3 separate regions of the Homo sapiens genome follow, and regions 2 and 3 are each linked to region 1. Evidence: chromatin loops called from intact Hi-C (ENCODE). Cell type or tissue: heart right ventricle. All regions are shown on one strand.

Region 1 (8,000 bases):
AGACACTTGCAGTAGAGGGTGGAAAGAAAGACCGCTGGTCCACCCTGCTTTCCCCTGGGAATGGGATTCTTGTTATGCAAGAACATTAAAGAAGAGGCAAGAGCTCCATGTGGCATTTTCAGTGGAAGCATATTCACTTCTGAAACCTAGTTTCTCTCCTAAACTCCACCCAAGGCAAAATGGATTATTGCTTCCTGGAAATCGAACCAGGGGACTTTAAAGTGTTTCATATTAAAAACAGAAAAGCCCAAGAAGGAGAAAAATAATTACATTTCTAAAAGCTCTTAGAACAAATGCTTGCTTGTGAGAAATAACTTTTCTATAAATATTTTATTCCTCTTTTTTCCTCTTTTTGTTCTCCAGCTGAGAGGTTCCACATGGATATAGGAGATGATGTTCCCCTTGGGAGAGAGGATCAAAGCTCCCCTGAGCTGCTTGCTGCTGAGTTTTACTCATAATAATCTTTGTGGCTTCTACCCCAACCTGCCTGCAGGGCTCTGAGATGGAGTAAGCTCAAAACTGTGGAAAAACAAAGAATACGGAGAAAAATCCATTGCTCCTTAGCATCCAAGCTGGTGTTCCAAACAGAAAGATCCAAGGCTTGGCTGCAGAGAGAGAGAGAGAGAGAGAGAGAAATGTTTATGGTTTACCTGTGGGAACCCAGCCTGGGTCTTAATAATTTATAAAGCCTGGAGCCCACCTCACCACCCTCTGCATGAAGCTCAACACATATTTGTCAAATGGCTGGATCCATTCATCAACCCACAAAATGAGCACTGTGTGAGCTGAGGTGCCTACGGTGTTGAACCTGGAAACCTGAGGAAATGATGATACCAGCAAGAGGAAGGGGAAGCTGAGGAAGGACCTAGTCTTGGGAGTAGGTTGTAAATTTGATTTGGCCCATGAATGGCCTTAGATAATATGATAGTCAAGATCCAGTGTCCGTGGACAGCAGGTGGCTGAAAAAAGAGGACTTAAGGTTGACTTTGATGATCAGCAGCATAGAGTCAGTTCTCGCCTAGGGAAACATGATCATATTTGGAGTTTTAAAGAGATGTTGCTATGTGAAATATGTCCAAATGGAGGAACTAGGATGGTGTAGGGCTGAGATTGTGGCTAGAACATTTGGCTTCATAGAGCAATGCCTATAAGGATATATTTTGCTGTCATTGCATTTGATCACCTCACATGCAACAAGAGTAGACTTGTCCTGTGTCACTGCTGATGGATAATTCTCCATGGATCTCTCATGTTTCTGTCTATGTTGTAAGTAAGGTGCTGATTGCTCTGTTCTGGACTCTTTTCAAAAACACGTATATAGCGAACAGCCTTGGAACACAGAGATAATATCTCTTTCCAGAACAAAAGGCAGACATGCTTACTGCCTAATACAGAAGATTCAAGCTCCCTAAATTCAGACTTCTCCTATATTATGACTCATTGTGTCTGTCATATCCACATTTTCCTGAGAGAATTGGGGCTTGGGGACCCCACTTAAATATGCTGATAACTCTGGCAACTGCAATTACTGAGTAATCTGACCCCAGGAGTGTTACGTTTTCAACCAGCATCCATAAAATTGTGGCCGACCGACTTGATAACTTGCAAGTAGGGAAAAACTCAGGCCTTTCAGAGTTTTTGACAGTCACCCTCTGAGATTCTTGTTGTGGGGTCCATGGAGGAGCTGTAGGAGACTCTGAAAGGAGTCTGTAATTAAAGTCAAGTCACCTGCTATAGGCAGTGAGAGAAAAGAACAGGGCCTGATTGCTTTGGGGCTATGGCTTTCATTGTGGATGTGGGCTGAGATAGCTGTGATTCAGGATACAGACAGACAGACAGAAAAAACTAATGACAAGTATGGTAAGGTGGGCAATGAGCTACCATTTTTTAATGCAAAATAACAAAAAGGAATTTTTGCATATGTTTGCAACAAAAAGAATACAAACAGGCACAGATATTTACAGATGATATAGAGAAAGAAGAAGACTTGGCTCTTTCTTTTGCCTTTATTCAGCAAATTATGAAGTGCAAAAAGATAAAAAGAAGAAATTATAGTCTGTGTTTGATGGAGAGCTATTTGGAGAACAGCACAGGGCTCTATTTTTGGCCTTGACCTGTTTTGTAATTTTATCAAAGACTTAGACAAAGGTGTAGAAGACTGTCTTATCAGATCTGTAGACGACACAAATTTGGAGGGCTAGATAATGAGACACAGGTAAGAATTGAGACTCAGAATGTTCACATGGCTTGGCATGGAGGGCAGAGACCAAGAAAATGAAATTTTACAGAGGTGTCAAGACTTGAGTTTGTGCTAAAAGAAATCAATTGTGTAAATTTTCACAGGCATCCTAGTGGTTCATGAAAAAAAAAAAAGAGCTGGGGTTAATGTCAATCTCAATGTAACAGACAACAATACAGAACACTGGGTAAAACATGAATGTGGCTCTGATCCCTGTCACTAAGATGTGGCTTCCAGGCTAGGAAGGGAGTAGCCCCAAAGCACTTGGGACAGGACAGTTGCTGACCAGGGAATGATATTCATTTGGTGTCATCTTCTAAAGGGATGTCGAAAAATTAAGTGCATTCAAATGGGGGCAACTAGGATAATGAAGGCTTGTAAATGGCTGGGACATTCAGCGTGAAGGAGCAAAACCCATTGAGACATATTTTACTGTCTTTGCATTTGCTGTTTTGACAGCTTCAGGTGTTTGTGAACCTCCTGTTGAAGATGATGGCATCACAAAATAGAAAGAGGTTGGGTTCCTCAGTCACTTCCTGGATAAGAGGTTCTCAGGAAGAGTTTCCCAACCTACATTAGATTATGGCATGAGCGTACATCTCTTTGTCGAGGTACTTATATTTGGAGGTTTATTTGTTATTGCAGCCTAATTTAGCCTACCTTAACTAATGTACCTCTCTTAGCCTCATTTTCTACATCTGGACAATGGGGATAATCACATCTACTTCATGAAATTCCTGTGAGATTCAAGTAAGATGATGACACAATAATCATAATAGAAGGCTTCCTACTTCCTTAGACATCCTTCTCTTTTAAAATTTTTATTTATTTATTTATTTTTGTAGAGATATGGTCTAACTATGTTTCCCAGACTGGTCTCAAACTCCTGAGCTCAATTGATCCTCCCTCCTTGGCCCCCCAAAGTGCTGGGGTTACAGGCATGAGCCAACACACCCAGCCCTCTTTTTGTGCTGGTTCCTTTGTGAAAGTTCTGCTGTTGGAAGTGCTCTAGGACCCTACCCTCACCTACTGTCTCCTTCCCCAGGAAATGTCACACAAATCCATGTCTATATACTATCCATATGCTGATGACTGATTGAAGTTCTGTATCGAGATTGAGACCCCTACTATCTATTCAAGAGGAGACTTAGACATGAGTCTGGCACTCAGGAGAGATACAGGATGGAGTTATCAACTGACAAGAGTTTTCTCTTGATTCTCCTCCACTAGATCTGATCCTCACTCACCTCACTTTCTCAATCCTTTTCTAATTCAATAAATGACACCACTATCCACTCAGTTGTTTGGGCAAAAATCCCAGCAGTCATGTTTGAACTCACCAGGGCAGATGGCCCATGCTTTGCTAAGGAAGGTCCCTTGAGAGTGGTGTTAGTAACCAGAGAGACATATGTAGCAAAGTAGAGAAGCTAATCAACTTTAAACATTAAAAAATAGCACCCAAAATTAAATAGGGGGAGAGGGGTAAAAAATGTAAATTTGGGGAGTAAAAGAAACAATGTCAAATTTCTGTTACAAGAAAACTTGTTTCTGTGTTTTCCATGTAGATGGTGTTTGAGTGTTAAATCATTGAGGGACTTAGATTCCCATTGTATACATTTACAGTTTGTATACATTTGCATACAGTTGAATAGTTTTTTGTGTATGTATCTCTTCCAAAAAGAATTGCTGAATGGCCAAATTGGCCCAGAAATGGTCCTGTCTGGCAAATCCTCCGTTCTTAGTATGAGGTTGCCAGGGACCTGAGATGCCGTCCTCCACTTGGTGGCAGTGTGTGGTGGGACACCAAAAAAGGGTGACTAAATCCATTGCCTTCTCCACATTCTTCCAGTAAATGTGGGATTGTAGAGGGTTTTGAGGGTAGAGTCCTGGAGCACTTCAACAGCAGAACTTTCACAAAGGAACCAGCACAAAAACAAAGAGGGCTGAGCGCAGTGGCTCATGCCTATGTTGATAGGAATCACAACCAGATTTGTTTTATATCACTTTAAAAATGTATACAATGGAAGCTAAGTACCACAATGGTTTGATAATTGAAAACTATCTACATAAAACATACAGAAACAAGTTCTTTTTTAACACTTGGAAATTTGGCACTTTCTCTCCTCAAATTCACATTTTCACCCCCATTTTTTCCCAGATGAGATTCCTTAATGTTAACATTTAAAATTGATTAGCTTTTCATACTTTTCTACAGCCAAGATTAAGCTTATGCATTTAAATGCATTTTAGTGACCTTAAGGCTTTACTTTTTGTTCCCAGATTGAGTAATTATTACAACTATTATTTTTATCCAATTACTTGTTTCCTTGGTGCTGACAGAAAGATTAATTTAAATAAAATACTCCGCTGGGTAGTATCTGCTTTTCAGTTTCCAATAAAGTCCAGAGGAGTGCCTGGAGGGGCCTTCCGGGAAGGGGTCTTCTGATGAATCAGCCGATGTGCCACCCCAACTTGACAGAAGGCCCCCTTGTCAGCAGTTTGAAAGACATATACCACGCTTGCCCATGTATGACGGTTCATTTTTAAAATTTAAATGTCAATAGTTGCTAAGGATATAATTTCCAATGCACTCTTTAATAGCATAAGAAAGAAAATTGTTCCCAAACTGTCTGTGGCAGAACTTTTTTGTATGATGTCATTTGTAACCCCTTCCATGAAGTAATTATGATTCCTGATAAAATGCTTGGGTAATTTCCGGATAGACTTTAATGGGATTAAGAACTGCTGAGAAGTCAGGGTCTCCACTCAGCTCTCTAAACCACGCCAACCAGTCTCGAGCTGTTCTTCTGTTGTGGTGCCATTTCTTTTTTCTGTTTGTGTCTCTTCCAAAAAAGAATCACTGAATTGGCTGGCTTGCTGGGAGCCTCTTCTCTTGAGGCCAGTCTGAAATAGAATTCTGACACAGGCTAATAACAAGTTTGTCTGACAAGTTATTTTAAGAATTCACATTTTAAAAATAAATTTGTTACATCATTTTCAAACGATATCCATTGGAATCGAAATACCATACTGGCATGATACTCAATACCCTACATGAAAAATATAGGAGTTACTTTTTGACACTTGGACATTTTACATTTCTTTTTCTTCTCCTCAAATTCATAATTCTGCCTCTCATTTTATCCTAATATAATATTTCTTACAACTAAATTTACAACTTACAATTTCTTAAAATTGATTTACCTCAGGATCATCTATGGCAAATCTGTAAATTTTTGTGGCCATAAGGTTTTTTGTGTTCCTGAGTTGAGTATACAATTACTATTACCCAACTCATAAAAATGCACAAATATATTACAGTTTTGACAAATAATTATTAAGTATAAAATTTAAATTTTATTGGAAATAAATCTCTTAAAAGAGATGGGACTAGTTTATTCCCTCTCTCCTCCATCCCCAGAAAGACACATAACCATAAATAAAAACTACATAATGCTAGAGGGAACTAGTGTTCACCAGTGAGTCTATTCTTGTTTTTTATCTTTACGGATATAAGCTCTGAGGAGGGCTGTTCATGTAACAACTACATGAGATTGGAAAGAGTTTTGTTATAGCAACGTTATTCAACTATTTGAATTTCTGGTATATTCAAAAGTCACATTAAAAAATCTATCGGCTGTCTTCACTAGAAACTCTTTCAACTTTGTTGAAAGCAAAGAATTGGAAAACCAGTTTCCAAAAAGATTTGCTCCCCAGTCATTACAGTCCAATATAGCTCCAGGATTTCAAATCATGCCTTTCAGTAACCCAAGAATTCTAACACTCCAGGGCCATGCCCAGTGGTGTGTAGGTAAATTTACTCTCTGGGGAAAAAAGAAAAAGGCAAAGAAAAGAAAGCCCTGCTTTATAGCTTTTGTTCGTTTACATGGTATAAAGGCTTCCACCACAGCCAATTTTTTTTTCTTTTTCTTTCTTTTTTTTTTTTTTTTTTTAATGTTCATGTTTTGCTCTGTCACCCAGGCTGGAGTACAATGGTGTGATCTCAGCTCACTGCAACCTCCACCTATTGGGTTCAAGCAATTCTCCTGCCTCAGCCTCCCGAGTAGCTGGGATTACAGGTGCCCGCCACCACACCCTGCTAGTTTTTGTATTTTTAGTAGAGATGGCGTTTCACCACGTTGGCCAGGCTGGTCTCAAACTCTTGACCTCATGATCCGCTGGCCTCGGCCTCCCAAAGTGCTGGGATTACAGGCGTGAGCCACCGCACCCGGCCACCAAGGCCAATTACAAGCCACTAACCTGACCTCACTGACACACGCTTGGGATGACAGGCACACAGTCAGCTCTCCGGGCCAGTATGAGACACTCAGTACCGCAGGGCATCACAGTTAGATTCAGACAGAGGGAGGAGTGTGTCCCTCTTCTGAGAAGTGTGACAGATGATTGTGAAAGGGGAGAGTGAGGAGAGTTGTCTGAACTCAGGGGTGTGCTCACGGAAATCGGTTTATGAAGGAGTACCCATGGGTGTTGAGAACATTGATTCTTCTAAACATCCCATGCCTGGGTACTCCTTGGGAAGGCTGTGCCACCATGGTTCCAAGTGCAGCAATTTGGAGGCTACCGATTCAAAGGATGGAGTATGGACCTTGGAGTCAGCCACACCAGGGCTCAAATACTGCCTCTGTAATTTATGATTATTGAGAACTTGGGCATATAGTTTCAACGTCTTGAGTCTCAGTTATCTCCTACAAAATACAAGAGGCCAATACCTACCTTGAAAGGTTTGAGAGCAAAAGGTAGTATGCATACAGTGTTGTATCCAGCAGGTGCTCAACAGATGAATGCTACTATCAGAGTCCTTTTAATTGAGTCTAAGTGATGTGACTTGAAGGGTTGAGGATTAGGGTATCAGGACCTGAACCCAGTGGGAAACATCAGATCCCTTGCCATTTAGGGTTCACCTGCTCCAAAGCAAGTAGCTGCTTTGGTTCCATCTAAAAATGTTGACTTCAAAACAGAACTTTCAGCTTATTTCCCTCTTTTTCATACACATTTCATCTTATAAAATGCAGAGGCTGGGATCTCTGGTCTATATGGAAGAACACACTCAACAGCAACAGTAGCTCTCCCAGGGAGTAGAACTCAAGACTGGTCTATCTTGTACCTAACCAGGAGGGTTATTACCAAGAAACAAGAGTCTCCTTCTAAGGTGGTTTCACCTGTAAGGCAATCCCTTAGCCTGGTCCCTGAGGGCTTCATTAGAGTAGGGTCCTGGTGATTTTACTGGCTTGTTAAGAAGGCTTTTCAAAGTCTTGTGTAATGATGATGAATGGCAGGGCAAAATCATGTTAACACATTATAAACAATTCCAGGCACAACCAGTATCTCACACTGTACTTTATTTTTCTTCACAATATTAACTAGACAGACAAGGAAAGTTTAATGGCAATGTGACTTTTTCCAACAACACAAACAAAGTGCCATTATAGCTAATGGTGGCCAACTGGAGACTTACTTTACCTTAACCATGTAAAGTATCCTTACCGTATTTTTTATGTGTACAGTGTTGCAGAATATCAGCCACCTCTTAAAAGTATCAATCTTAAAAAGAGCCATGGAAGGTAAAAGTATGAAAATCTTGATAACAAAAGCTTTCAATACAAAAACACTTATTGTACACTTATTTTTATTTAAAACAAAAATAACCCCAGTAACTCAAAACAAAAGCAAACCTTGGTTGAAAACTTAAGAAGGTATAATAAACAAAACCACCAAAAGAAAGCTTCCCCAAAAGAAATGC
Region 2 (8,000 bases), 85 kb before region 1:
ACAGCATGTGAAAGTGGATTAATACACCTACTTATTGTATCCTTGGTCTTCTATGATCCTGAATTAACAATAACATTGCCCTAAGCCTGCAACAATAAGATGTATATAGGCAGTCTTCACAGCTTCCCTTAAATTCTGTTTTCCTTCAAGAATACCTGGTAACTTCTTCTAGCAATATGGCAGTCAGGTACACAATGACTGTCCTCACTGGAACAACTAAAATGGTTTTTAAAAAATTTTAAACCAAATTTTATAAATGATTATAAGTGAGGAATACACCAAGTCTAAAAATAAAATAAAATCAAGACCTCTGGGAGGTTAATAAGTTCCAAAGCTAGCTTTTCCTCTAAGGGTTTCCACCAGATCTTAAGATTTCACTTTGCAAGTACCTTGGGTGTAGGGGGCTGGAGATAAAGCCCAGATTCTGCCCAAGGAGGGAATATAATAGGAGGCCCCCATATATAGCTGGGACTTACACTGCATATGAGTGAGACATAAGCCCCACTGCACAGAAATTTATAGCAAAAAATTTGCTTTTCTCAGCCTTGCTGACAGGTGGAGAAGGAAAAAAATATATCCCTTGAGAATTTGCAACCATATGCCAGCCCTCATGCAAGATTTTATCTTAACTAACCACTTGTGTGATCTGGAAAACATCAAGCAGACTTTAAATTAAAATCCTTTGTTTGTAGCATCTCCAGATGATTCACAGAAGTAAGCGACCTTCCTAAAGAAAAAAAAACATAATTTAATTCAGTTCTGCAAGAATTCCCACAGGTAAAGTTGCAAAGAATATAAGTGGCTTAAAAAATTATGAAATTTATGAGGAATCAAGTTACTATGAATGAGAAGAGGCAGAAACAACAGATAGTAGAAATAGATCTTTTAAAAGTTCACATACTTATTTTCAGATAAAGAATACTCATTATCTACATCTAATATGTTCTTTTAAAATTAAAGATTTATAATCCCATGTAGATTTCAGGAAAAAAATTAAGTAGAAGCTTGGAAATTTGGACAGAAACATGTGGATTTAAAAACAAATCTAGTAGATCGTCAATAAATGAAAATTATAGCAATTACATACATATTACATTATAGCAATTATATATATATATACTTTTTTTTTTTTTTGAGACTGAGTCTCGCTCCGTCACCCAGGCTGGAGTGCAGTGACATGATCTCAACTCACTGCAACCTTCATCTCCTAGGTTCACACAATTATTATGCCTCAGCCTCCTGAGTAACTGGGATTACAGGTGTCCGTCACCACGCCTGGCTACTTTTTGTATTTTTGGTAGAGATGGGTTTTCACCATGTTGGCCAGTTTGGTCTTGAACTCCTGACTTCAAGTGATCCACCTGCCTAGGCCTCCCAAACTGCTGGGATTACAGGCGTGAGCCACGGCTCCTGGCCACAATTACATTTTTTAGAAAGATCAGCGGAGTAACTAATTAGGTAACAGCTAACATGGGTATTTGTTAATTGGAAGATGGGTGTGAAACAATTTAGAATGCAGTCTAGGGAAATAAAGATCAATGGATGAATGGATAAAGAAAATGTGGTGGCCAGGCATGGTGGCTCATGCCTGTAATCCAAGCACTTTGGGAGGCCAAGGCAGATGGATCACCTGAGGTCAGGAGTTCAAGACCAAGCTGGCCAACATGGTGAAAACCCATCTCTACCAAAAATACAAAAATTAGCCAGGCATGGTGACACATGCCTGTAATCCCAGCTACTTGGGAGGCTGAGGCAGAAGAACTGTTTGAACCTGGGAGGTAGAGGTTGCAGTGAGCCAAGATCATGCCATTGCACTCCAGCCTGGGCAACAGGAGCAAAACTCTGTCTCAAAAAAAAAAAAAAAAAAAAAGAAAAAGAAGAAAATGTGGTGTTAATATAAATACACAATGGAATACTATTTGGCCATAAAACAATAATGAAATCCTGTCATTTGTAGCAACATAGATGGAACTGGAGGCCATTATGTTAAGTAAAATAAGCCAGGTACAGAAAGACAAATATTGCATATTCTCACTCGTATGTGGGACCTAAAAAAGTTGATTTCATGGAGGTAGAGAGTAGAATGATAGTTATGAAAGGCTGGAAAGGATGTGCATGGGGGAGGAAGAGAGGTTGGTTAATGGGTTCAAATATACAGTGAAATAGAAGAAATAAATTCTAATGTTTGATAGGAGAGTAAGGTGACTATAGTTAACAATCATGTATTATATATTTCAAGATAGCTAGAAGAGAGAATTTAAAGGTGTTCCCAACACATAGAAATGATAAATACTCAAGGTGGTGAATACCCCAAATACCCCGACTTGATAATTACACATTCTATGCATGTAACAAAATATCACTTGTACTCCATAAATATGTACAAATATGTATCATTTTTAATTTTTTTAATTTTAATTTTAATTTTTTTTTTTTTTTTTTAGATAGAGTCTTGCTCTGTCACCCAGGCTGGAGTGCAGTGGTGCAATCTCAGCTTACTGCAATCTTCGCCTCCTGAATTCAAGAGATTCTCCTGCCTTAGTCTCCTGAGTAGCTGGGACTACAGGCGCCCACCACCATGCCCAGCTAATTTTTGTATTTTTAGTAGAGATGGGGTTTCACCGTGTTGGCCAGGCTGCCCTCAAACTCCTGACCTCTGGTGATCCACCTGCCTTGGCCTCCCAAAGTGCTGGGATTACAGGCATGAGCCACCGCACCCAGGCTAATTTTTTTTTTTTTAAATTAGGCAACATATAGAAGATTGAGTATATATTCTCTTCACAGTAATAATACACTGTAAATGCATAACAGAAATATAACTAGAAAAATTCCAAATGTTGGAAAATTAAGCAACATGTTTCTACAACCTGTGGTTTAAAGAAGAAATTACAGTGGAAATTACAAAAAATGATATAGAAAATATAAAGCAAAGGTTAAGAAAGATGGTGTACAACATGAGAATGTTTAATACGTGTCTAATCTGAGTCCTTAAGTAGAAAACAAGAATGAAGAATAGATAGCATTCAAAAAATAATTGCTGAAAATTTTCCAAAACTTTTTGAAATATACAAATCCTATATCCATCATAATAGAGCTAAAGAGTAGCAAAGGAAAGGACAAAATCTTTTTTTTTTATTATTATACTTTAAGTTCTAGGGTACATGTGCACAACGTGCAGGTTTGTTACATATGTATACATGTGCCATGTTGGTGTGCTGCACCCATTAACTCATCATTTACATTAGGTATATCTCCTAATGCTATCCCTCCCCCCTCCCCCGACCCCATGACAGGCCCCAGTGTGTGATGTTCCCCTTCCTGTGTCCAAGTGTTCTCATTGTTCAATTCCCACCTATGAGTGAGAACATGCGGTGTTTGGTTTTCTGTCCTTGCGATAGTTTGCTGAGAATGATGGTTTCCAGCTTCATCCATGTCCCTACAAAGGACACGAACTCATCCTTTTTTATGGCTGCATAGTATTCCATGGTGTATATGTGCCACATTTTCTTAATCCAGTCTATCATTGATGGACATTTGGGTTGGTTCCAAGTCTTCGCTATTGTGAATAGTGCCGCAATAAACATACGTGTGCATGTGTCTTTATAGCAACATGATTTATAATCCTTTGGGTATATACCCAGTAATGGGATGGCTGGGTCAAATGGTATTTCTAGTCCTAGATCCTTGAGAAATCACCACACCGTCTTCCACAATGGTTGAACTAGTTTACAGTCCCACCAACAGTGTAAAAGTGTTCCTATTTCTCCACATCCTCTCCAGCATCTGTTGTTTCCTGACTTTTTAATGATCGCCATTGTAACTGGTGTGAGATGGTATCTCATTGTGGTTTTGATTTGCGTTTCTCTGATGGCCAGTGATGATGAGCATTTTTTCATGTGTCTGTTGGCTGTATAAATGTCTTCTTTTGAGAAGTGTCTGTTCATATCCTTTGCCCACTTTTTGATGGGGTTGTTTGATTTTTTCTTGTAAATTTGTTTGAGTTCTTTGTAGATGCTGGATATTAGCCCTTTGTCAGATGGGTAGACTGCAAAAATTTGGAAAGGAGAAAACCTCAAAAGCAGCTAGAGAGACAAAAGAAAGATCACCCACAGCAAAGTGATCATTTGACTTACTACTGATTTCTTAGTCACAATAATGGAAGCCAGAAGACAGCAGAATACGTTGTCAATATGTGAAAGAATTAAAATATCTTATAAGAAGGAGACCAAAATAAAGACATTTTAATATAAATAGAAACATAAAGAGTTTATCATAAAACAACAACAACAAATCTCTGACTAATGGAAATTCTAAAGGATTTATTTCAAGCCAAAGGAAAGTGACTTCACTTGATTGATAGTAATATCTAATTTGTTTTTTTGTTGTTTGTTTTTTTGTTTGTTTTGTTTTTGAGATGGAGTCTCACTCTGTCGCCCAGGCTGAAGTGCAGTGGCGCGATCTGGGCTCACTGCAAGCTCTGCCTCCTGGGCTCACACCATTCTCCTGCCTCAGCCTCCCGAGTAGATGGGACTACAGGCGCCCACCACGCCCGGCTAATTTTTTTTGTATTTTTACTAGAGAAGGGGTTTCACCGTGTTAGCCAGATTGGTCTCCATCTCCTGACCTCGTGATCCGCCGGCCTCGGCCTCTCAAAGTGCTGGGATTACAGGTGTGAGCCACCGCGCCCGGCCTAATAATATCTAATTTGTAGGGAAAGGTAAGGATTAAATAACGGGCAAGAATAAAATATAAGTGGGGAGGAGCATGACTGTAGTTAAGGCTTTCTAAAGTCCTCAACAGGAGCATAAAGTTATTAATTAACTTTAAATGTTGTTAGCATGCTTGTTTGTCCTAGAGTAACCACTAAGAAAAAGACATATTGCATCATACTTTCCAAATAAGTGGAGGTGGGAGGAATGAAATAAAGAAAAAAAAGAAACATTTTAAAGAAGTAAAGAACGAAAAAACTACAAAATAGTAGAACAAATAGAAAGTACAAAATAAGATGTGGATAAAAATCCAGTAATTACTATAAATGTAAAAGAACTAAACTTTCTGGTAAAAAGGCAAAAATCGCATGGCTGGATTTTTTGTTTTAAGTGTAGGTGTATGCTGTTTAAGAGACATACGTCTTAAGCATAAGAGTACCGGAAGATTAAAAGTCAAGAATAAAAAAAAATCATACACCAAGGTAATGCTAACCCAAAGAGAAATTAAGTAGTGATATCAATATTAACATCAGACTAAGTAAACTTTAAGGCAAAAAGCGTTACTAGCACTAAAGGCCATGACATAATGAATGATGAAAGGTCCAATTTTCCAGAAATATGTAACAGTTCTCAATTTGAATGGAACTAACAGCAGACTCTCAAATGCACATAAATCAAAAATTGACAGCTCTACCAAAGAAGCTACCAAATTCACCATCTCTGTGGGAAACCTTAACATACGAATTTTGGTAAATATTCCATAGACTATACTCTTTAATCACAATTCAATAACTTAAAAACCTTGTGCATTTGGAAACTTACATAAAACACTTTAAATCTGTTAATGTATTAAAAACGAAATCACAATGGAAATTAGAAAATATTGGAGCTAAACTGTAACTGAAAGTTACCCATCAACATTTGTCAGGTGCAGCTAACATGATACTTAGAGAACAATTTATAGTTCTAGATGTTTGTATTAGGAAAGAAGAAAATCTAAAATGTAATAAGCCTAAGAGGCAACTGAAAAATTCCCATCCCCCCTCCGCCGAAAAAATATCAGAATAAGCCAAAAAGGGAAGAAATATAATAAAGGTAAAAGTAGACATTAATGAAATAGGAAATATATATAGTGAGGTTCAACAAAGCCAAAAGCTCTTTTCTAGGGGACAAAATTCCAAAATAAACATTTAGCAATATTAGTCAAGAAGAAAAGAAAACAAACACAAATAATAGTAGGAATTTAAATAGGGATTATAACTACAGATGCCGCGGAGGTTGAACAGATAGGGGAGATTATAGAACAACAGTAATTGTTGTATGTTGTCAGTGATCTTGAGTAAGTCTATTTTCTCCTTTATAAAATGTTTGAATTCGCTCTGATCTCAAATGTCTCCGAAAGCAGTGCTTCTCACAGTTCAATGGGGATTTCATTAAAATGCAGATTCTGACTCAGTGAATCTGGAGTGGGACCTGGGAATCTGCATTTCTAATGAGGGCCACCCCGCCCCCGCCCCGGTGATGTAGATATTGCTGGTCCATATTTGAGTAGCAAGGCCTTTAGACGCCATCATCCCTTACATCAGTATCACTGTCTTTTTAGACCAGTTCCATCCTGTATTTTGTGTTGCCTTTTTGCAACATTCACTCCCAACTTCCCAAATTCTTTCTCATGCCACCCAGATCTAGTAAAGCTAAGATTCATCAGAGTCAAAACCTTAAGTAACCTTTAAGAAGCAGAACAAAAAATAATGTAAAACAACCCCAGGACCCTCTAATTTTACTACAAGCTGTAACTAAAAGGACATCATTGCTAAAAAAAGGACACCTACCATTAAGCCCCCTTCTTTCTTTTGTTTTGTTTTGTTTTGTTCTGTTTAGATGAGCTGATTTACTCTACATTATGGGAAATGGGTGAATTGAAAACTGTCATATAGACACAATAGGTACCAATACTTGACTTACAATGATATACAATTGCATAATGCATTCATTGACGATAAACACTGTGGCAATTTTCTTTTTAAAGAAATTCCACTATATAAGTGGAATTTCTATTTGTCTCCACCCAGTGTTTCTGAGGCTTATCTTAATTATCCCAACATCATTAGCAGTTGAATAAAAAGTCAGTTCGATGTGCAGTGTGAGAGAAAAAAGTCTCCACAATAAAGCCTTCTAAAGCATGAACTTTAACTTCAGACTCCCTTTGTGTAAGTCAAGGAGAAATTGATTAAGTCATTTTGCTTGAGTGCACAAAATGAGAATTTTCTCTTACTCACAATCCCTAACAATAATAAGGGTTGTCATCTTTAATATTTAAGCCCAAGGCTAGAGGAGAAAAGGTATTTATGTACATATATGTACAGTCTGGCAAATATTAGCCATCTGTCCCCACGTACCTGGAACCAAGCAGAAAAATAAAGTAGGTTGCTCTGGCTATCCCAGAAAATGGGTAAGGAGAATTTTTAAATAAAACATGACATATAGTCACTGGCATGGCTGTCACCTGAGTGTCTCATTTCTTACTGCTGCTGCTGGTGCTGTTTGCCATGTCCCACTCCAGCCTGGGCTGGGGGTGAATGAGCAAGAGGAGACATTTGATGGAGGTCAGGACTGTCATTGGAACATTAAAGGCTAGAGGCCTGTGGAAGTACCCAGTTATTTATGCCATCTTCAGATGGGTTCTAATTAGCTGTGCCTCAGCACAAAATTCAACCGAAAACCAAGTAAGCCATTTACCAAGTCCAAAGTGCCAGCGTTCTTCTTGGCATGCACCATGAATCAAATGCACTGTGAAATCTGAGTGCGAGACCCGGGGCCAGGACCACAGAGCACTCAGCTATTGAGAGCATAGTTTTCTAGTTCTCTCCTTTTGGTCATGGAATCCCAGCAGAGACACAGTGATGGAGGGCTGGACAGTATCTATATCACCAATAACATTTGTATCCCAGGGTAGGTGGGAAACCGCCACCAAAACAGAGAAATAGACAAATAATTTCTTCAACCCTAGCACCTCTGTATAAGTTTTTCCAAGGAAATCTAATCTCATATTGAATACTGGGGACTTTTTTGATATATGGTTAAGAAACAGTCTTGCGAACACATTCCCTCATCAGGCTCTCCCGGCTCTCTGTGAGGTAGGATTGCTCCCACACTTTCACAGGTGAGCCCTGAGATCCAGACAGGTTCAGTAAGAGAGGCAAGGCCCCAGGAATTGGGTCAGCCTCTTCATTCAAACCCAGGTCTCTCAAATTTCACAGCTCCATGCATCTGCCCAACACAGCCATGCAG
Region 3 (8,000 bases), 95 kb before region 1:
GCAATAATTGGTTGTCTTCCTCATAGATAATAAGTTCTTTAGAACTTCCTATTTCTTACTGATATTTTCCAAATGAACCCCTGTCCCCAGCTCCCAGTTCTCTGGCAAACATTGGGAGGGGGTGCAGGCAGCCTGGAGCTTTTCACAATCACTAAAGTGACAGAATCTAAAAACGCCCAAGTGCGTGATTTGGCCACTGGCTTTGCTAATGGCCTAGCAGGCAGTCCAGCAGGTGGACCTGTGCTCCGAAAACCACACAGGTGCAGCTGGCTCTGAAAACAGCAGGTGATGAATTCCAAAGAAGCAGGAAATCCAGGGTACTTCAACTTATCACTGACTTAAAATACAAAAACGAGGACACACGTTTATGTTACTGATATTTGCCCAGACTTGAGTACTATAAAAAGAACTGGAGAGAAATAGAATTAGAAACATACCTTTTGGCACTCCTAAAATAAATTGGAATAAAAAGCCTTTGAGAGTGACAGGAAGAGAACACTGGGGCAGATGGCATTGCACTCTGTAATTTAGCCTTGGCCATAACCACAGTTGGGGTGACCTGTCCTAGCTCATAGAATAACTTTAATGACCCTGTTCTTTCCCTTCTTTTGTTCATTTCTATGGCCTACAATTTTATTTTAAATGCATGGTATTTTATAAAGTCTGTAATAGCTTGGATATTTATTATTCAAAAGGAAGGTTGAGTTAGTTACCTCACCTGTAAAGTAAAGATGCTAACCCTTGCACCTCATTTCACCTTCCTCTTGCTCAAGAGGCAGGATCTCAGTTGAGAGCCCTGTATGTCTTGGCAGCTGTAAATGAAACTAGTTAAAAAAATTTATGAATTTTCCCATTTTTACTAGAAAAGAAGAGAATTATATCATCAATGCTTCTGTCCCTAAACCGAGACAAGCCACATTACTTGATGAGAGTCTTGTTATACTTCATTATCAATTTTTCAGCTTTCCATCATCCATTCCACCCATTAATCTATCATTTCATCCACCTACTCATTATTCCGTCACATCCAGCCAGCCAGTCAGTCAACCAACCGTCCTTTCTTCCATCCCAAACTTACTTCCATTTATCCATCCAACCAACCTAAGAATTCCCCTGTCTTCTTTCTGTCCTTTGTCTTCCCTTCTTTCTTTTCTCCCTCCATCCCTTCTTTTCCACCTTTTTTTCATTAGTGCATCACAATCTATCAATCTATCTGTCTGTCTATCCATCCATCCATCCATCCATCCATTTATCACAACCATCCAAAACTAATTAATATCACTGGTCTAAGTACTAAGCTAAATAAGCATTGAAATACAGAGTTAAAATGGTCTTACCGTCAAACAGTTTATCCTTTAATAACATTTTTTAAAATCTAGGAATGGTATCTATTTTTTCTTCTGTTTATTTAAATGGAAATAATTTTCTCTAGAAATATTTGTGAATCTCCTCACATTTAGTAGTAAGGACATTTGTGGGGAAAGTGAAAAGTGAATTCTTGAGAATTGTTCTGCGATTCAATGTGGGGGCCATCAAGCAAGTGGCTTCCAAGGGATGCTTCCCTGTTTAGCGTTTCCTTCTGTGGGTTTTTAAAAATCACCCAGTTTTGTGGGTGAAAATAATATTTCAGTGTTTGCTTTTTGTGAATGTGGCCCAGATTTTCTTTTGGGTTATTTCTTTTTCTTTTCTTCCTTTTTCTGGGAGCTCTTTATATATTAGGAAGATTAGGCCTTGTTTTTTATATGAATTACAAAAATTTTTTTTTCATTTGACATTTAAAAATTTAGCATATAGTAGTTTTTTCATTTTCATGCAAAAGGTTTAAAAATGTAGTGGAACATGTTAGTCTCTTTCTGTATGCTCCTGGATTTCGAAAAGGGGTGTTCTGGAGAGAGTATACCCTGGGCCTCTGCAAACCCATGGGCTCTGGGAGCCCAGAACTGTGCTGCGTGCCGTCCTGACCAAGCACCTGCTCCAGGTGACGGAGGGCGCTGCAGCTCCTTGGATTGGCTGCCTTCTCCTTTTCTTTTTGTTGAGCTTGGTTTCATGGGAACAGGAGCACTGTAAATATCTCACAAATCTATTTCAGAGGGAACGGAATTAGGAGTGGGCTTATGTCAGAAAAACAATACTACCAGGCCTCAGAATTCTGCGCCCTCCCTGCCCCTTCCCGCCTACCGCCCGGGAGGTCTCGCCTTGGGCTGCAGTGTGCGGACCGGCCAGAGGGGGCAGCACGGCCCAGTGGCAGGAGGTGTGCCCCGAGTGCGAGGGGGTCTTGAGCGCACTGCACGTGCTTTCGACTGCACTGAGCACAGCTCGGTAAATTACAAACTACGTCCTACCGAAGCAGATCCATTCGACCTCCCTCAGAAAGGAAGGATGCATGTGGATGATGCGTCTCACTCTTGTACTCAAGGGATCCCCACTCCTCAGCCTCCCAAAGTGCTGAGATTACAGGCGTGAGCCACCGCGCCCGGCCTCAGAATTTCATTCCTTTTGAAAATTCGGCAATATTCCACGAAATATATGTACCATGTTTTGTTTATCCATTCAGCTGCTGATGGACATCTGGGTTGTTTCCACCTTTGGGCCCTTGTAAATAGCTGCTATGAATGCTGCTGCGAACCCTGGTGTACATGTATCTGCTTGAGTCCCTCCCTCCAGCCATTGGAGTGCACACCTCGTAGTGGAATTGCTGGGTCTTATGGTAATTCTTATTTAACTTTCCGAGGAACTGCCAAACTTCTTTTATTTTTAAACAGGAGATTTATTTTTCCTCACTCAGGATCCTGGGCACACATCAGCTTGCTCATTATTTCCCTGGGCCAATGAGCAGGATTTTTCCAGCCTCTTCTCCCTGGTGCATCGCCTTTCTAGGGTCTGGTTCATGCAGGGGCTCAGCAATCTGTCCCACCTCACACAAACCCAAAGCCACACCCCATGAAGGAGAGGACATGTGGCATTTGCTCATGGATCTGTCTTCTCCTTATGTTGACTTTGCAACAGTCTTTGACCCAGCAGCCCGCCTCTTCCTTCTAGAACCACTTTCCACTTTTATTTCCTTCATCGTTTCTCCATCTCTAACAATATAAGTTGTGAGGACAGGGACATTTTCTCTCTTGTTTTCTATTGCAGCCTCCCAGCACAAAATGGTACCTGGCACACAGTAGGTGCTTAGAAATATTTGGTGAATAAGAGAAAGTGCTAAATCTTTTCTATACGTCGTCTCATTTAATGCTTATAACAACTCTATGAAGGGATAATTATCCTATTTTATACTCAAAAACAGGACCAGAGAGTTTAAGTAACTTCCCTAAGGTAACATAGCTAGTGAAATTCCTGTGCTATGTGTTATCCAAACTATAATAGAACAAGCCTGCACCATCTTCCCTGAAGAAAGCTGTTACTCCTCCAACTGCCCACTGGCTGTTCTGGAAAACCCCAGGAATGCTGCCCCTGCGATGGGTGGGTCCCTCCCTGAGTCCTGGGTCTGTACTCAAAGGTTCCCATCCTGTCCCAAAACTGTCCTCCTCTGTGCCCAGAGGAAGGGACCTGGTTCTCCCTTGACTACTCCATCCTCAGCAAGGACCTTCTCCTCTTTAACTTTTTTTTTCTTTTTCTTTTCTTTTTTTTTTTTTTTTTTTTTAGATGGAGTCTCACTCTGTCACCCAGGCTGGAGTACAGTGGCTCGATCCCAGCTCACTGCAACCTCCGCCTCCAAGGTTCAACTGATTCTCATGCCTCAGCCTCCCAGGTAGCTGGGACTACAGGCCCCCACCACCACACCCAGCTATTTTTTTTATTTTTAGTAGAGACTGGGTTTCACCATGTTGGCCAGGCTAGTCTCGAACTCCTGATCTCAGGTGATTCACCAGCCTAGGCCTCCCAAAGTGCTAGGATTACAGGCATGAGCCACCATGCCCAGCCAAGGACCCTCTCCTTTATGTCCCACAGCAATGCAGAGGTCAGGCAGTGACATTTAATAGGACTTTATTCATAGTTTGAGGCTAATGAAAGCACAAAACTGAAAAAAAAAATGACAAACATCCTTGGGCTCAGATCCATCCCAGGGCTCCTCGCTGGGCCACGCTGGCCTCCCAACCAGCCTGGCCCCCAGGGCCTTTACAAGCCAAGCAGCTCACCCGCCTCCCCAGCACACCCCAAGCATCTCTCTCGTGTTAGTCCGCTCGGCCTGTCATAACAAATTACTACAGACTGGCAGCTTAAGCAATGGAAATGTATTTCCTGGAGGCTGGTTCTGGAGGCTAGATGTCTGAGATCAAGGTGTTGGCAGGAATGGGTTCTTCTGAGGCCCCCCTCCTCAGCTTGTAGATGCCGCCTTCTGCCTGTCTTCGCGTGGTCGCCTCTCTGTGTGTATCTGTGTCCTATCTCTTCTGCTTATAAGGACATAGTCACATTAGATTAGGGCCCATTCTGACAACCTCATTTTAACTTAATTGACTCTTTAAAATCTCCACTTCCAAATGCAGTCACATCATGAGGTACTGCCAGCTAGAACTTTAATATATGAATTTGGGGGGGCAGGGGGCCTAGCCAGCCTGTCGCGACTCAGCAGAGAAGTACGTTTGCCCTTTCCCGGGAGTGTAGGGTACTCTGCCCCCATGTCACGGTAATCTTGTTGGCCTCTTCCAAAGACGACTGCCAGTGGCTCTATTTGTTTGTTTCTCCTTATCCAGTGGGGAAAATTCTCGAGTCACATGGCTCTGTGTAAAACAATGGGTGTCTGGTGGGGGATGACGGGCTAAAAGGGCCCACCAAACTGTAAAGTTGCAAAATTCTGTATTTCTAAAATATTTCCAGAGAATATCAATTAGGAGACGATATGGAAAGCGGGGAAGGGTCAAGAGACAGGTTGCTGAAAATAGAAGCCCATCCTCAGTCCGGAATTCTGCCTATCCTAGAGGCTAAGCCTCGCATTTCAGCCCTGTGGGTGGAGCTGTTGCCCATCCTGTGTGAATAGAGTACCTGGCTTCGTGGGTATCAATCCAGGACCACAAAGCACAGCTTTCTTTCTCTCCTGGAACCTTAAATTGAGGTCTGTTCTGTACTCGTCTGTGCGCCAGGTCTTGGCAGCCTTCTCCGGACCTTGGGGCTCTTTGAGTACTTACAGTCTTTGTTCAAATAAGCAGTCTCCTGACGGCTGGCCCAGATGTGGAGCCCACATCTGGAAGCTATCCCTAGTCTTGGCCCAGGCATTCAGGCTTAGGCGATGTGTGTTTCAGGTACAACCACACCCTGCCTGTTGGTCCAAACATAAGGGCCTGTGCAGGGCAGAGGTCTTGGAGGCTGGCGGCTGGCTTGGAGACAGTGTATTAGGTTAAATCCTAATGGGCAGTCATTTGGAAATATACAGGGACCCCCTGCCAATGACTTCATGCTGTGTTCCTGTCCTACCATCCTTCCCTGTTTTTTCTTGGCAGGGCTCGAAGTGCCAGGCCTGCCACAAGCACCCAGCAAGCAACTTCCCTTATCTCTCTGCAGCTTGCTGGTGGGGCATTTATCTTGGCCTATGGGTGGGGAGTGGTTATCCAAACCTCAGACTGAGTCTTCCAGTTGGGAGTTTATAGCTGAGACGTATGGTGCAGGCATGAGGGAGAAATATCCCTACATCACAAAGTGCTGAGTTTAGGAGGGTTCCTATACTTAAGGAAAACTGTGCTACAAAGCCCCAAATGCGGCACAGCTTGCTTCAGACCCACAGCACTTTTCCAAGAAAGGAAATACCCTGTTCATCATCCCCAAGAAGAGCAAGGACCAAGAGGGGTTTATGTGCAGGAAGGAGGGTGGCATTGCTGGGAGTTCGTCTGAGTAAATGCTTGTTTCAGGAGCTTGTGTCAAGCAGTTAGCGCCTGTTGATAGATTTCGGGTATGACAGGTCCAAGGAACCAGGATCCTCACTGAACCTGTCTGGCCTGACCTACGATAGATTTTTTTTTTCCTTGAATCAACTTAAAAGTTTCTCAAGTAGAAAATTTTAAAAATACAGATAAAGGGAAAAAAATCATTCCTCAAATCTCTACATCATAGATGCCAATGTTCACACTTTGGCTTATACACTACTATAATGGACTGAATGTTTATGCTCCCCCCAAATCCACATGTTGACATCCTAACCCCCAGGTGATGGTATATGGGAGGTGATCAGGTCGTGAGGTGGAGCTTGCACAATTGGCTTTTGTGCCCTTATAAAAGAGACCTCGGAGAGCTGTCTTGGCCCTTCTACCACCTGAGACACAGTGAGAAGAGCTGTCTGTGAACCAGGAAGAGGGCCCTCACCAGACACCAAATCTGCTGGCACCTTGATCTGGGACTTCTCAGCTTCTCAAACGATGAGAAATACATGTATGTTGTTTATAAGTCACCTAGTGTATGGTATTTTCTTACAGCAGCCAGGGATGGACTAAGACAACTGCCAGCCTTTCTCTTGTATGTATGAATAAACACTTTTCAAAATAATGACAGGGAATTATTCTGAAATATTATTTCCTAACCTGCTTTTCACTTCACAGATGGTAATAATTTTCTTTTCTGTTTTTTTGTTTGTTTGTTTGTTTTTGTTTTCTTTTTTTTTTTGAGATGGAGTCTAGCTCTGTCACCCAGGCTGGAATTCAGTGGCGTGATCTTGGCTCACTGCAACCTCCGCCTCCCGGGTTCAAGTGATTCTCCTGCCTCAGCCTCCCAAGTTACTGAGATTACAGACGTCCACCACCACATCCAGGTAATTATTGTATTTTTAATAGAGACTGGGTTTCACTATGTTGGCCAGGCTGGTCTAGAACTTCTGACCTCAGGTGACCCACCTGCATCGGCTTCCCAAAGTGCTGGGATTACAGGCGTGAACCACCACGCCCAGCCACGATAATAATTTTCCATGTGAAAAATGGTCTTTTCAGAATCACTGCTGCCTCTTTTTTTGGGGACCGAAAATCTGTGGAGACAGTTTTAGTTGTCATAATAATGAGAGGTGGGAGTGGGATGTGGTGGCAACGTGCAAATGACATTTAGAAGACAAAGGAGTGAAAAATTAGATGTCCTCCAAAACTCGAGTCCAGCCCCAGTTTTGAACATCCTAATGGACATTCATACAGGTAAAAAAAAAATTTATAATGATTTGAAACCCAAACCTAACTTCATTTTGCATATAAGCACGAAGCTTTTTGGTGTGGTTTTAGTATACACTAAATTTTCCAGCAATGCAACTAATAGTGTGTTTAGACCTTTTACTGTGAAATGTTGACTCAACCACCTGGAGAATCTCGTCAGCAATGGCAATGCCAGTGACAGCAGCTCAATCAACATCACAACATCACACCACCTGTATATAGGTGTGTGGTGGTCACTGTATCTGTGATGACTATACATAGAGGTGAATATACTTATTTAGCCTTCTATTTCTAAACATCATATAAATAAAGTGTCTACATTTAGTGGAACATTGTCTTATTCCTACTAAATCTCAACTTATTTAAAAGTAGATTCAAGCATCTGACTTCTTCATTGTATCTTCAAATGTAGTTGTGTCTAAAAATTGCAAATTGACACTGTGATCTCTTGGCAATGCACACTTCTTCTAAGCTCTGCCTTCTGCCTCTGGGGCTGGAAACCTCCAAGTTCCAGCTCCTAGATTCCTTCCCATCTTGCCTCACTTGAGGGTCTGCCAGTAGGAGACACTGGCTTCTGGTTCATCCTGGATCTTATGCTATGAAGGATGGCAGCCACAGCCTGGCTACCAGCGACTCTGAGTAACACCATTTCTGTTTTTGCTTCTCCAGTTCTCGGGGGTAGTCATTCCCTATAGTTACTAATCCTGGAAAACCCTACCTTCATCGATTTGCTCTTCCAGCCTTTCCAAAATCTTTGTAACCAATTCTCTACATTAACTCTCCTCTGAAATACCTACAGTAGTTGTTTTTGTGACTGGACATATATGGATAAAAAATGCATAGGTTTTATTCTATTTGAATTGTTTCTATTATGGT

The links. A loop is a pair of places that touch in the nucleus more often than their neighbours do. Peaks named below come from ENCODE experiments on the same cell type or tissue, not always from the same donor. Only the 100,000 strongest peaks of a DNase experiment are listed, where the experiment ranks them.
Region 2: it touches region 1 in a loop (2.4-fold over the local background); 25 of 110 quality-filtered maps call a loop at or near these places.
Region 3: a loop joins it to region 1, with 3 times the contacts of the local background. A loop is called at or near these places in 36 of 110 quality-filtered maps.

The regions. Positions count from the first base shown.
Region 1 is chr18:63,115,767-63,123,766 of GRCh38, forward strand. It overlaps BCL2 (BCL2 apoptosis regulator), which reads right to left. Exons shown (of 3, transcript NM_000633.3): 3 at 7,580-8,000. Among named protein-coding and RNA genes, the nearest start is that of BCL2, 200 kb to the right of the region's middle. In heart right ventricle, a CTCF peak has its summit at 4,021 (motif pointing right); a DNase peak (open chromatin) is centred at 4,029; H3K27ac peaks cover 1,648 bases.
Region 2 is chr18:63,030,994-63,038,993 of GRCh38, forward strand. No RefSeq gene overlaps it. Among named protein-coding and RNA genes, the nearest start is that of BCL2, 280 kb to the right of the region's middle. In heart right ventricle, no CTCF peak of the experiment used is centred here; no DNase peak of the experiment used is centred here.
Region 3 is chr18:63,020,392-63,028,391 of GRCh38, forward strand. No RefSeq gene overlaps it. Among named protein-coding and RNA genes, the nearest start is that of BCL2, 300 kb to the right of the region's middle. In heart right ventricle, CTCF peaks have their summits at 2,230 and 4,938; a DNase peak (open chromatin) is centred at 4,978.